Regions from separate parts of the Homo sapiens genome. Here region 2 is linked to region 1. Evidence: read pairs that join two places in POLR2A ChIA-PET (ENCODE). Cell type or tissue: GM12878. All regions are shown on one strand. Each heading gives the region's core, and the rest is flanking DNA. Links, peaks and the distances in the headings are about the cores only. Region 1 overlaps RNF4 (ring finger protein 4). Region 2 overlaps FAM193A (family with sequence similarity 193 member A).

Evidence for each region. Peaks named below come from ENCODE experiments on the same cell type or tissue, not always from the same donor. Only the 100,000 strongest peaks of a DNase experiment are listed, where the experiment ranks them.
Region 2: POLR2A ChIA-PET joins it to region 1 with 11 read pairs; 3 of 35 experiments call an interaction of 5 or more read pairs at or near these places.

What each region holds. Positions count from the first base shown.
Region 1 is chr4:2,495,828-2,501,199 of GRCh38, reverse strand. It overlaps RNF4 (ring finger protein 4), which reads right to left. Exons shown (of 8, transcript NM_002938.5): 3 at 4,079-4,193; 4 at 462-541. Among named protein-coding and RNA genes, the nearest start is that of RNF4, 29 kb to the right of the region's middle. In GM12878, for the core only: no CTCF peak of the experiment used is centred there; a DNase peak (open chromatin) is centred at 3,099; H3K4me3 peaks cover 269 bases; H3K27ac peaks cover 1,451 bases.
Region 2 is chr4:2,600,393-2,605,764 of GRCh38, reverse strand. The region is part of intron 2 of FAM193A (family with sequence similarity 193 member A); the gene reads right to left. Among named protein-coding and RNA genes, the nearest start is that of FAM193A, 66 kb to the right of the region's middle. In GM12878, for the core only: no CTCF peak of the experiment used is centred there; a DNase peak (open chromatin) is centred at 4,952; H3K27ac peaks cover 492 bases.

The sequences.
Region 1 (5,372 bases), core at 163-5,162:
GTCTTACACCATGCCCTGCTGACATGAGTGACCTGTCCCCATTTCATGGAAAGTGAATGAGGCTAAGTCACATGCCCAAGGTCACACAGCTGGTGTAAACTGTGGAATCAGGGACTGAAGACAGATGTGGGGGTCTTGAGATTCTCCCCAAACCACTTTTGTGCCCAGGTGTGGCAAGGTCAGGTTACACAGACCTACTCCATAGGCGACAAGGCTATAACAAATGATTTTCCAGAAACATTTTTCATTTTGGGCTCTCGTCACTGAATGCATGAACTTCTTTGTTATTATTATTGTTACTGTTTATTTTCTTTCTAAAAGCTCAATTCCACAAGATGCATGAACTTCTTTAGCATAAGCTGTAACCTTGACTTGGAGTCTGTGACCAAGGCTGTCAGATGCTGGCACTGGCCAGGGACCCATACCCAAGAAACAGCCGACTCTCACACTCCAACACTTACCACAACAGAGTCATTGTGAGTCAGATCAACCACCACAGGCTCTAAAGATTCACAAGTGAGGTCCACAATTTCATCTCCAGCTTCAAAAGAAAGTATTTCAACAAGCATTAAGATTAAGAGGAAAGTAAGGTTGTATCCCTCTACACTTTAGTATGACTGCTAATGTTATAGGCTTACCCCAAACTAAAACAATCCTGAAGTATACACTGCAAAGAGCACCAGGACCAACACCTCCCTCAGGAGGGAAAGCCAGTAACCACCCTTCCAGAATTCTGCTCTGAGTGGGGAGGTATGGTTTTTACAAATGTACCTGGGGGGTTATGTATGTGTGCGCATGTGCATACCTCTATTCCACGGCATCCCACTTCCACACGGCTATGCCTCTGTGCCCCATCTGGGAGAACGCACCATGCATGCCCAGCCCCAGGCCTTTCTCTTTGGGATGGACTAGCCTGAAACCTCTGCTCCTCCCAGCAGGTGAAGCTGACCACTCTCACTTGGCCCAAGGACCAAAAGTCAGGCTTAGCTTAGTAACTTCATCGGTTAATCTAGGGCAAATTCTTTTTTTTTTTTTTTTTTTTTGAGACAGAGTCTCGCTCTGTCGCCAAGGCTGGAGTGCAGTGGTGCGATCTTGGCTCACTGCAACCTCCGCCTCCTGGGTTCAAGCAATTCTCTGTCTCAGCCTCCCGAGTAGTTGGGATTACAGGCGCCTGGCAGCATGCCTGGCTAATTTTGTTTGTATTTTTAGTAGAGATGGGGTTTCACCATCTTGGCCAGGCTGGTCTTGAACTCCTGACCTTGTGATCCACCCACTTCAGTCTTCCAAAGTGTTGGGATTACAGGCGTGAGCCACCGTGCCCGGCCAAGGACAAACTTTTAATTTCCATTTATCTCTCAAGTTTGTCTCCCTAGTTGGATGGAGAATAACAGTGATATATACTGATAGCTAGAACCTCAACATACAAAATGGGTTGCATCTGTTGTGAAGCTTGCCTTTCAGCCCTTAGGGTATACTGTGATGTCTACATGTGCACAGGATAAAGGTGAGAAGGACATGGACCAAACAGTTAACGTACAACTTCCATTTATATAAAGTAAAAAATGACGCACAACCATTTTTATTTCTGATTACTATTAATATTAATATTAAAAAGCACGGAATGGGCCAGGCACAGTGGTTCACACCTGTAATCCCAGCACTTTGGGAGGCTGAGGTGGGCGGATCACCTGAGGTTGAGAGTTCGAGACCAGCCTGACCAACATGGAGAAACTCCGTTTCTACTAAAAATACAAAATTAGCGAGGTGTGGTGGCACATGCCTGTAATCCCAGCTACTCGGGAGGCTGAGGCAGGAGAATTGCTTGAACCCCGGGATGCAAAGATCACGCCACTGCACCCCAGCCTGGGCAACAAGAGCAAAACTCCATCTCAAAAACAAACAAACAACAACAACAACAAAACACTAAATGAAGTTTTTTAAGAAACAGTATTGGTCTAATATTTGGGGAAAGTGTCTTGTAATGCATTTAACTTTTTTTTTTTGAGACAGAGTCTCGCTCTGTCGTCCAGGCAGGAGTGCAGTGGCACGATCTCGGCTCACTGCAACCTCTGCCTCCCAGGTGCAAGTGATTCTCCTGCATCAACCTCCCAAGTAGCTGGGATTACAGGCGCCCGCCACCACGCCCGTCTAATTTTTGCATTTTTAGTAGAGATGGGGTTTCGCCATGTTGGCCAGGCTGGTCTTGAACTCCTGACCTCAGGTGATCTGCACGCCTCGGCCTCCCAAAGTGCTGGGATTATAGGAGCCAGCCATGGCGCCCAACCCAACGTAACTTCTTTTATTTATTTTTTAGGTGGGGTCTTGCTGTTGCCCAGGCTAGAGTGCAGTGGCACGATCACGGCTCACTGCAGCCTCAATGTTCCAGGCTCAAGTGATCCTCCTACCTCAGCCTCCCACACTTGGCTAATTTTTTTATTTATAGAGACAGGGTCTCACTATGTTGTCCAGGCTGGTCTGGTACTCCTGGGCTCAAGCAATCTGGCTGGCCTGTTTTATTTTCTTGTATCATAAAGTTTCACAAGAATAAAAACCGTGATAATCTTACATATACAATATAATTTATATAAAATTATTGCATTCTTTATTAAAAAGAAGGGCTGTCCAACAGTCCATATACTGATATACAACAATTTATTGAACCATTCTCTTTCTGGTGAACACAATTCTGGGCTCTTACAAAAACAGTGCTCTAGGCCAGGCGGGTGGCTCAGGCCTGTAATCCCAGCACTTTGGGAGGCCAAGGCAGGTGGATAATCTGAGGTCAGGAGTTCGAGATCAGCCTGACTGACATGGTGAAACCCCGTCTCTACTAAAAATACAAAAAAAATTTAGCCGGGTGTGGTGGTGGGCGCCTATGATCCCAGCTACTTGGGAAGCTGAGGCAGGAGACTTGCTTAAACCTGGGAGGCAGAGGTTGCAGTGAGCCGAGATCACGCGATTGCACTCCAACCTGGCTGACAGAACGAAACTCTGCCTCAAACAGAAACAAAAACAAAACAGTGCTCTAATGGGCAGCCCTAAGTACACACAGGGGTAAGACTGCCTAGAGGATGACAAGTGCCATGACGGAAAGCAGTTCGTTCCTTTTTGGTCTAGAGCCAGGATCCTAGCCTCAAGTCAAGGCTTTCAAGAACTCATTTGTAGAAGTGAAACTCAGAGACCATATAGAGAACTTCATTTCTCCTGGGGGGCCCATGAAATTTATCTTGCACTAAGTTTCTTCTGTTTAAAACGCGAGTTTGCATGGCCGGGTGCAGTGGCTCACGCCTGTAATACCAGCACTTTGGGAGGCCGAGACGGGTGGATCACAAGGTCAGGAGATCGAGACCATCCTGGCTAACATGGTGAAACCCTGTCTCTATTAAAAATACAAAAAATTAGCCGGGTGTGGTGGCGGGTGCCTATAGTCCCAGCTACTTGGGAGGCTGAGGCAGGAGAATGGCGTGAACCCAGGATGTGGAGCTTGCAGTGAGCCGAGACTGCACCACTACACTCTAGCTTGGGCGACAGAGCAAGACTCTATCTCAAAAATAAATAAGTAAAAATAAAATGCCAGTTTGCAGGTATCCTAGTTATAAAAACAATATATGCAGAGCAAAGGGACTTAGGCCAGCCATCAACCACTTCTTGAGCAGGCAGAAGGGGAAATCCAATCTGGCCTCTGCCTATACCAAGCTCCAACACAGGGAGCTCTGTGGACAAGTTTGCCTTCTTGGGTGATTTCATGTCCTAATGAAAAACAGAAGAGGAAAGCGAAGTACTTTACAAGGTCCAGCAATTGGGGATGCAGTTTCAGATAGAAAAGGTGGGCTATCTCATTTGCGCTAGATTTTTTTTTAAATGGATCCTACCCCACTGCTGCACATTACCAGAGTTGAACAGTTAGCCCAGTTGAGAAGCTATTTCAGAATCTGTGAAGCTTTGAGTTGTACATGGTGAGTGTGAGACTGCATAGGCCTTCTAAAGACACTGAAAGCACCTTCTACTAGCTCACCCTGGTACAGTGTTCTCTCTCCACTTTAACACCCCACAGTTGTAGTGTCCCTGGCAATCTTACCAGTTTCCACGAGTTCTATGGGTTCTGCTTCCAAGGAGATCTCGGGGGTGGAGGTTGCTTCCCGAGTTCGCTTCTGAGCTTGTCTAGAATTTATTGCTCCACCACGACGCTTTCTCTGAGTAGCAAGGGGGAAAGAAGAGTCACATGAACACCAGAATGTCAGGGTTTCAGGAAGAACTAAATGGGCAATAGAAATGGTTCACTTCATTAAGAAGCCAGCGAGTAGACTTGAAGTTAGGGCTCCTTTCAAAACTTGAGATTCAAGAATACTGAATGCTTACGGAGAGAGAAACCATCCAAAACATAAAATGAGTAGAAATTCCAGAAAGTAAAACTTCTGTTTTATCAAACTATCAGCAGGTCGGCTGGGCATGGTGGCTCACACCTGTAATCCCAGCACTTTCGGAGGCTGAGGTGGGCGAATCATGAGGTGAGGAGTTCAAGGTCAGCCTGGCCAACATGGTGAAGCCTCATCACTACTGAAAATACAAAAGTTAGCTGGGCGTGGTGGCAGGCACCTGTAATCCCAGCTACTCCAGAGGCTGAGGCAGGAGAATCACTTGAACCTGGGAGGCAGAGGTTGCAGTGAGGCGAGATCGCGTCACTGTACTCTAGCCCGGGTGACAGTGTGAGACTCCATCTCAAAAAAACTATCAGCAGGTCAAAAGGGACACGATGCATCCCTTTACAAAAGCTTGAGGCCAAGTCAGGATTTGGACTTGGTAGTGGATGCCCTGGCCAAAAGGCTGGAAACTCTTCCCTTTAACCAAAAGTTATCAATTTCTCTTCCTTGACTTTGTGTTCAGCCTTTCTGAGCCCTTTTTGTTTCTTAGCATAAAGAACTTGGAGTTTTCTGAGTTTCTATACATTGTGGAAAGCTTATCTTCCCCTGGGAAATGTGGCCTTGAACCTTTCAGGGCACTATCAACTGTGATTCACACCAGACAATCACTCCCCACAAAGAACTCAAAGAACCAAAGCTGTTTTAAGCCTGTTCCCAGTGGCTACCCAAGAGCCATGTCTTCCGGAAAGTTCAGGCTCTCAGCTGGTTGATAAGCAACTGACACTCTGACCAGCCTTTCTTCCAAATCCTTAGGCTGCTGGTTTGCCAATATGCTCCAGCATTTCTGGTCTGCCTGGTCCCAAAAGACAAGCTGAGAATATCCTCCACCTTAATCAAGAGACAGAGCTGGCCAGGCGCAGTGGCTCAGGCCTGTAATCCCAGCACTTTGGGAGGCAGAGGCAGGCGGATCACCAGAGGTCAGGAGTTCAAGATCAGCCTGGGCAACACGGT
Region 2 (5,372 bases), core at 97-5,096, 100 kb before region 1:
CCTGACCTCAGGTGATCCGCCCATCTTGGCCTCCCAAAGTGCTGGGATTACAGGCGTGAGCCACCGTGTCCGGCCCTACTTACTAAACCATTCTTGTTTTTGGAAAATAGTTTTCATTTAAAAACATGCTACTGATCTTAACATGGAATCAGTCAAGTATATAAACCACCTATGGCTCAGCAATTCCTTCTATTTATAGACAACAGAATGTCATGTGTGCTCCACAATCAGCAAGATTTGGAAACAACTAAAATGCAACATGTTCACAAAGGAGGATGGCATCTAGCAATGAAAATAGAGAAACAAGATTTATGACTCTCAAACATAATGCTGAGCAAAATAAGTAAGACATAAAATAACACACAGTACGATTACATTTCTGTAAAATTCAAAACACCAGGAAAACTGTACTACAGTATTTGTGGGTAGATGCTTAGGTGATATAACTAACAAAGAACAGTAAGAGTGAGGACTAGGAGCAGCCGGCAAGTGTGAACTTGCTGCAAGAGGGTAATGACTAGAAGGGGTTCAAGAAGGGATCTGGGTTAACAGCAACGCTTGATTTTTGACCTGCATGGTAGCAGAAATTACCCCACATATATTAACCATTACAGTAAGTGATGAGGATTGATTTCACCATTAAGATGCAGACTCTCGCCTGGGCATGGTGGCTCACACCTGTAATGCCAGCACTTGGAGAGGCCAAGGTGGTAGGATTGCTTGGGCGCCGGAGTTCAAGATCAGCCTGGGCAACACAGTAGGGACCCATCCCTACAAAAAATTTAAAAAAAAAAAAAAAATCATCCAGGACTGTTGGCGTGCAGCTGTAATCCCAGCTACTCAGGAGGCTAAGCTGGGAGAATCACTTGAGCCCAGGAGGTCGAGGCTGCAGTGAGCTGTTTTCGCACCACTGCACTCCAGCCTGAGTGACAGAGAGAGGCCTTGCCACCAAAAAAAAAAAAAAAAAAAAAAAGGAAAAAGAAAAAAGAAAAAAAGCAGACTCTCAATTAAAACCACGTAAAGTCTACCTCTATATATACTGCATAAGAACACCTAAACAGACTAACACAAAGAAATCAAAATTAAAAGGATGTGCAGATGTGCAAAAAAAAGAATGGGAGGGAGCTCCCATAGCTAAACAAACAGAAAACAACGCCCTTCAGGAGAAAGGCACGACCACAGATGGGGTCCGTGCAGTAACAGGAATGATACGCCAAGACTTAAAGACTTAATAATAATTTCAACCTGTATTCTACCCAGCACTCTTGAAATATGTAAAGCAAAACAAACTTTTTAAGGAAGACAGGAAAAAGACACATTCATAGTAGGACATTTTAAATAACACTCAGAAATTGACAGATTAAGCACCAAAAAAGCAATAAAACCACGGAAACACAGAAGGATTTAAGAACACAATTAATGAGGTCCTGAGCCTTCCACCTAAACCCAGAGAAAACATTATTTTCCAGCACAAACAGAATAATTTAAAAAAGTAACTATGTATTAGAACTAGCAAATACAGCAAATACAGTGATTAATAAGGAATCACTATCATACAGACCATGATTTTCAACTATAACAGCATTAAATTAAAAGTCAACATGATTAAAAGTAATTCAAGTGGCTGGCCGTGGTGGCTCACCCCTGTAATTTCAGCAAGTTGGGAGGGTGAGGCGGGCGGATCACCTGAGGTCAGGAGTTTGAGACCAGCCTGGCCAACATGGTAAAACCCCGTCTCTACTAAAAATACAAAAATTAGCTGGGCATGGTGACACACGCCTGTAATCCCAGCTGCTCAGAAGGCTGAGGCATGAGAATCACTTGAACCCAGAAGGCAGAGGTTGCAGTGAGCCAAGATCGTGCCACTACACTCCAGCCTGGGTGACAGAGTGAAATTCCGTCTCAAAATAATAATAATAATAATTCAAGAGATATGTGTTTGGATACTTACACGTACTTCTAAATAATTCACGGGTGAAAACAGAAATAATAAAAACTAGAAAATAATGAAAATTGGCCGGGTGCAGTGACTCACACCTGTACTTTGGGAGGCCAAGGTGGGCAGATCACGAGGTCAGGAGATCGAGGCCATCCTGGCTAACATGGTGAAACCCCGTCTCTACTAAAAATACAAAAAAAAATTAGTCAGGCGTGGTGGCATGCACCCGTAGTCCCAGCTACTTGGGAGGCTGAGGCAGGAGAATGGTGTGAACCCAGGAGGCGGAGCTTGCAGTGAGCCGAGATCGCACCACTGCACTCCAGCCTGGGTGACTGAGCAAGACTCCGTCTCAAAAAAAAAAAAAAAAAAAAAAATTAGCTGGGCGTGGTAGTGCATACCTGTAATCCCAGCTACTAGGGCGGCTGAGGAAGGAGAATGGCTTGAACCCAAGAGGCGGAGGTTGCGTTGAGCCGAAATCACGCCATTGAACTCCAGCCTGGGCAACAAGCGTGAAACTCCATCTCAAAAAAAAAAACAAAAAAAGCCAGGCGCGGTGGCTCACACCTATAATCCCAGCAATCAGGAGGCCGAGGTGGGCAGGTCACGAGACTGAGACCATCCTGGCTAACACGGTGAAACCCCGTCTCTACTAAAAAATATATATATATACATATATATATACACACAAAATTAGCCAGGCATGGTGGTGGGCGCCTGTAATCCCAGCTACTCAGGAGGCTGAGGCAGGAGAATGGCGTGAACCCAGAAGGCGGAGCCTGCAGTGAGCTGAGATGGCGCCACTGCACTCCAGCCTGGGCAATAGAGCGAGACTTCGTCTCAAAAAAAAAAAAAAAAAAAAAAAAAAAGGCCGGGTGCAGTGGCTCACACTTGTAATCCCAGCACTTTGGGAGGACGAGGCGGGCGGATCACAAGGTCAGGAGATCCAGACAATCCTGGCTAACATGGTGAAACCCAATCTCTACTAAAAATACAAAAAATTAGCCGGGCGTGGTGGTGGGCGCCTGTAGTCCCAGCTACTTGGGAGGCTGAGGCAGGAGAATGGTGTGAACCCGGGAGGCTGAGCTTGCAGTGAGCTGAGATCGCGCCACTGCACTCCAGCCTGGGCAACAGAGCGAGATTCCGTCACAAAACAAAAACAAAAACATCAAAACGAAAAACATGGCCAGCCTCATGCCTCTAATCCTAGCACTTTGGGAGGCCAAGGTGGGTGGATCACCTGAGGTCAGGAGTTCAAGAACAGCCTGGCCAACATGGTGAAACCCCATCTGTACTAAAAATGCAAAAATTAGCTGGGTTGATGGCACGTGCCTGTAATCCCAGCTACTCAGAGGCTAAGGCAGGATTATCGTTTGAACCTATGAGGTGGAGGTTTCAGTGAGCCGAGATCACACAACTGCACTCCAGCCTGGGAGACAACAGCGAAACTCTGTCTCAAAAAAAAAAAAAAAAAAGAACAGAACATCTCTAGAGGAAGATTCAAGCATCTGCCAATAGTGGAGGCCTCTGGGAAGGCAAAGAGGATAAAGAGAGAGAGCCAGAGGAAACTAACTTTGCACTGTTCTCTTTCGGGCCTCTAAATTTTTTTTTTTTAAATCACATTCACCATAGCATCAACCAATCAAATATTAATATATAGCACATGTATGTATATAAAATAGCAATAATTGCCTGGGTGCAGTGGCTCACGCCTGTCAACCCAGTACTTTGGGAGGCCGCAGCAGGAGGATCACTTGAGGTCAGGAGTTCGAAACCAGCCTGGGCAACATGGCAAAACTCTGTCTCTACTAAAAATACAAAAATTAGCTGGGCACGGTGGTACATGCCTGTAGTCCCAGCTACCCAGGAGACTGAGGCAGGAGAATCCCTTGAACCTGGGAGGTGGAGGTTACAGTGAGCCAAGATCACGCCACTGCATTCCGGCCTGGGCAACAGAGCGAGAATCTATCTTAAAAATAATAATAATAAAAAGCAACAATTAATTAAACAGACAAAGTACAAGTATTTTAAAAGTTAAAAGCTGCTTCTTTGGAAAGACAAAACTGACAAGACTTTTTTTTGGTTTATAATTTTTTTTTTTTTATAGAGACAGAGTCTTTCTATGTTAGCCAGGTTGGTCTTGAACTCCTGGCCTCAAGCAATCCTCCTGCTTCGGCCTCCCAAAGACTACGGTTACAGGTGTGATCCACTGTGCTGGGCCAAAACTGACAGACTTCTAACAAAACTAGTTTAAAAGAAAAAAAAGAAGGCACAAATATGAGAAATAAAAAAGTAGCCGGGTATGGTGGCTCAGGCTTGTAATCCCAGCACTTTGGGAGACCGAGGTGGGCGGATCACCTGAGGTCAGGAGTTAGAGAACAGCCTGGCCAACATGGCGAAACCCCATCTCTACTAAAAATACAAAAAAATTAGCTGGGTGTGGTGGTACGCGCCTACAGTCCCAGCTACTCGGGAGGCTGAGTCACCAGAATCGCTTGAACCCGGGAGGCAGAGGTTGCAGTAAGCTGAGATCGCACCACTGCACTCCAGCCTGGGCGACAGAGAGAAACTCCATCTCAGGAAAAAAAAAAAAAAAAAAAAGAAGAAGAAGAAATAAAAAGTCAAATCTACAAATCAGGTAAGAAGTGAAAAGAGACCATTACACAGAACTTTATACCAGTAACTCTGCCAATTTTTCTTGTTTTAAAAGAGACGGGGTCTCACTGTGCTGCCCAGACTGCAGTACAGTGGCACTATCATACCGCACAACAGCCCAGAACTCCTGGGCTCAAGCGACCCTCCTGCCTCAGCCTCCTGTGTAGCCGCAACTACAGGCATGTGCCACGCTGGTGGGCAACTTTGACAATTTCTAAGAATATAACTTACCAAAACTAACCTGACAAGATTTTAACCATTAAAGAAATTGAACCACAACTTTAAAATCTACCTAGAGACATACATGGCTGTGAAGGGGAGGTGAGGCCAAAGGCGGGTCATTCATGAATGGGTAGCCCCAGAGTATTTGCATTCCATGGGTCATGGGCCAAGGCAGAAGAAAACAATAATCAAAGCGACAAAGTCTTGAAGAAGATGAAAACAGATGGGCACCTGAAAGCCCAGTGGGGGTGGGCCTTGGAGAGGAAAGAGAGGAGAAAATGCCCTCAGCTATGGGGGTTTGGGGGTGATACAGGGGAGGTGTTAACTTTGATTTTCTCCCTGAAGCACGAAGGTCAATAGCTGAGCTGAGCAAGGGGTGGGTAAAGAGGGTACACGTAGTCTAAGAAGCAAGGAAAAGGAAGGGTTCCTGCCAAGGAGTTTGGGGAGGTACTTAAGCCAGAAAAACGCACTAGATGCCCATGCATGGTTTGCAGTCATGAAGTTATGAAGAGGAAGCAGTAAACTGAGGCCAGCAATTTTCTCCATGAATATTCTGCCA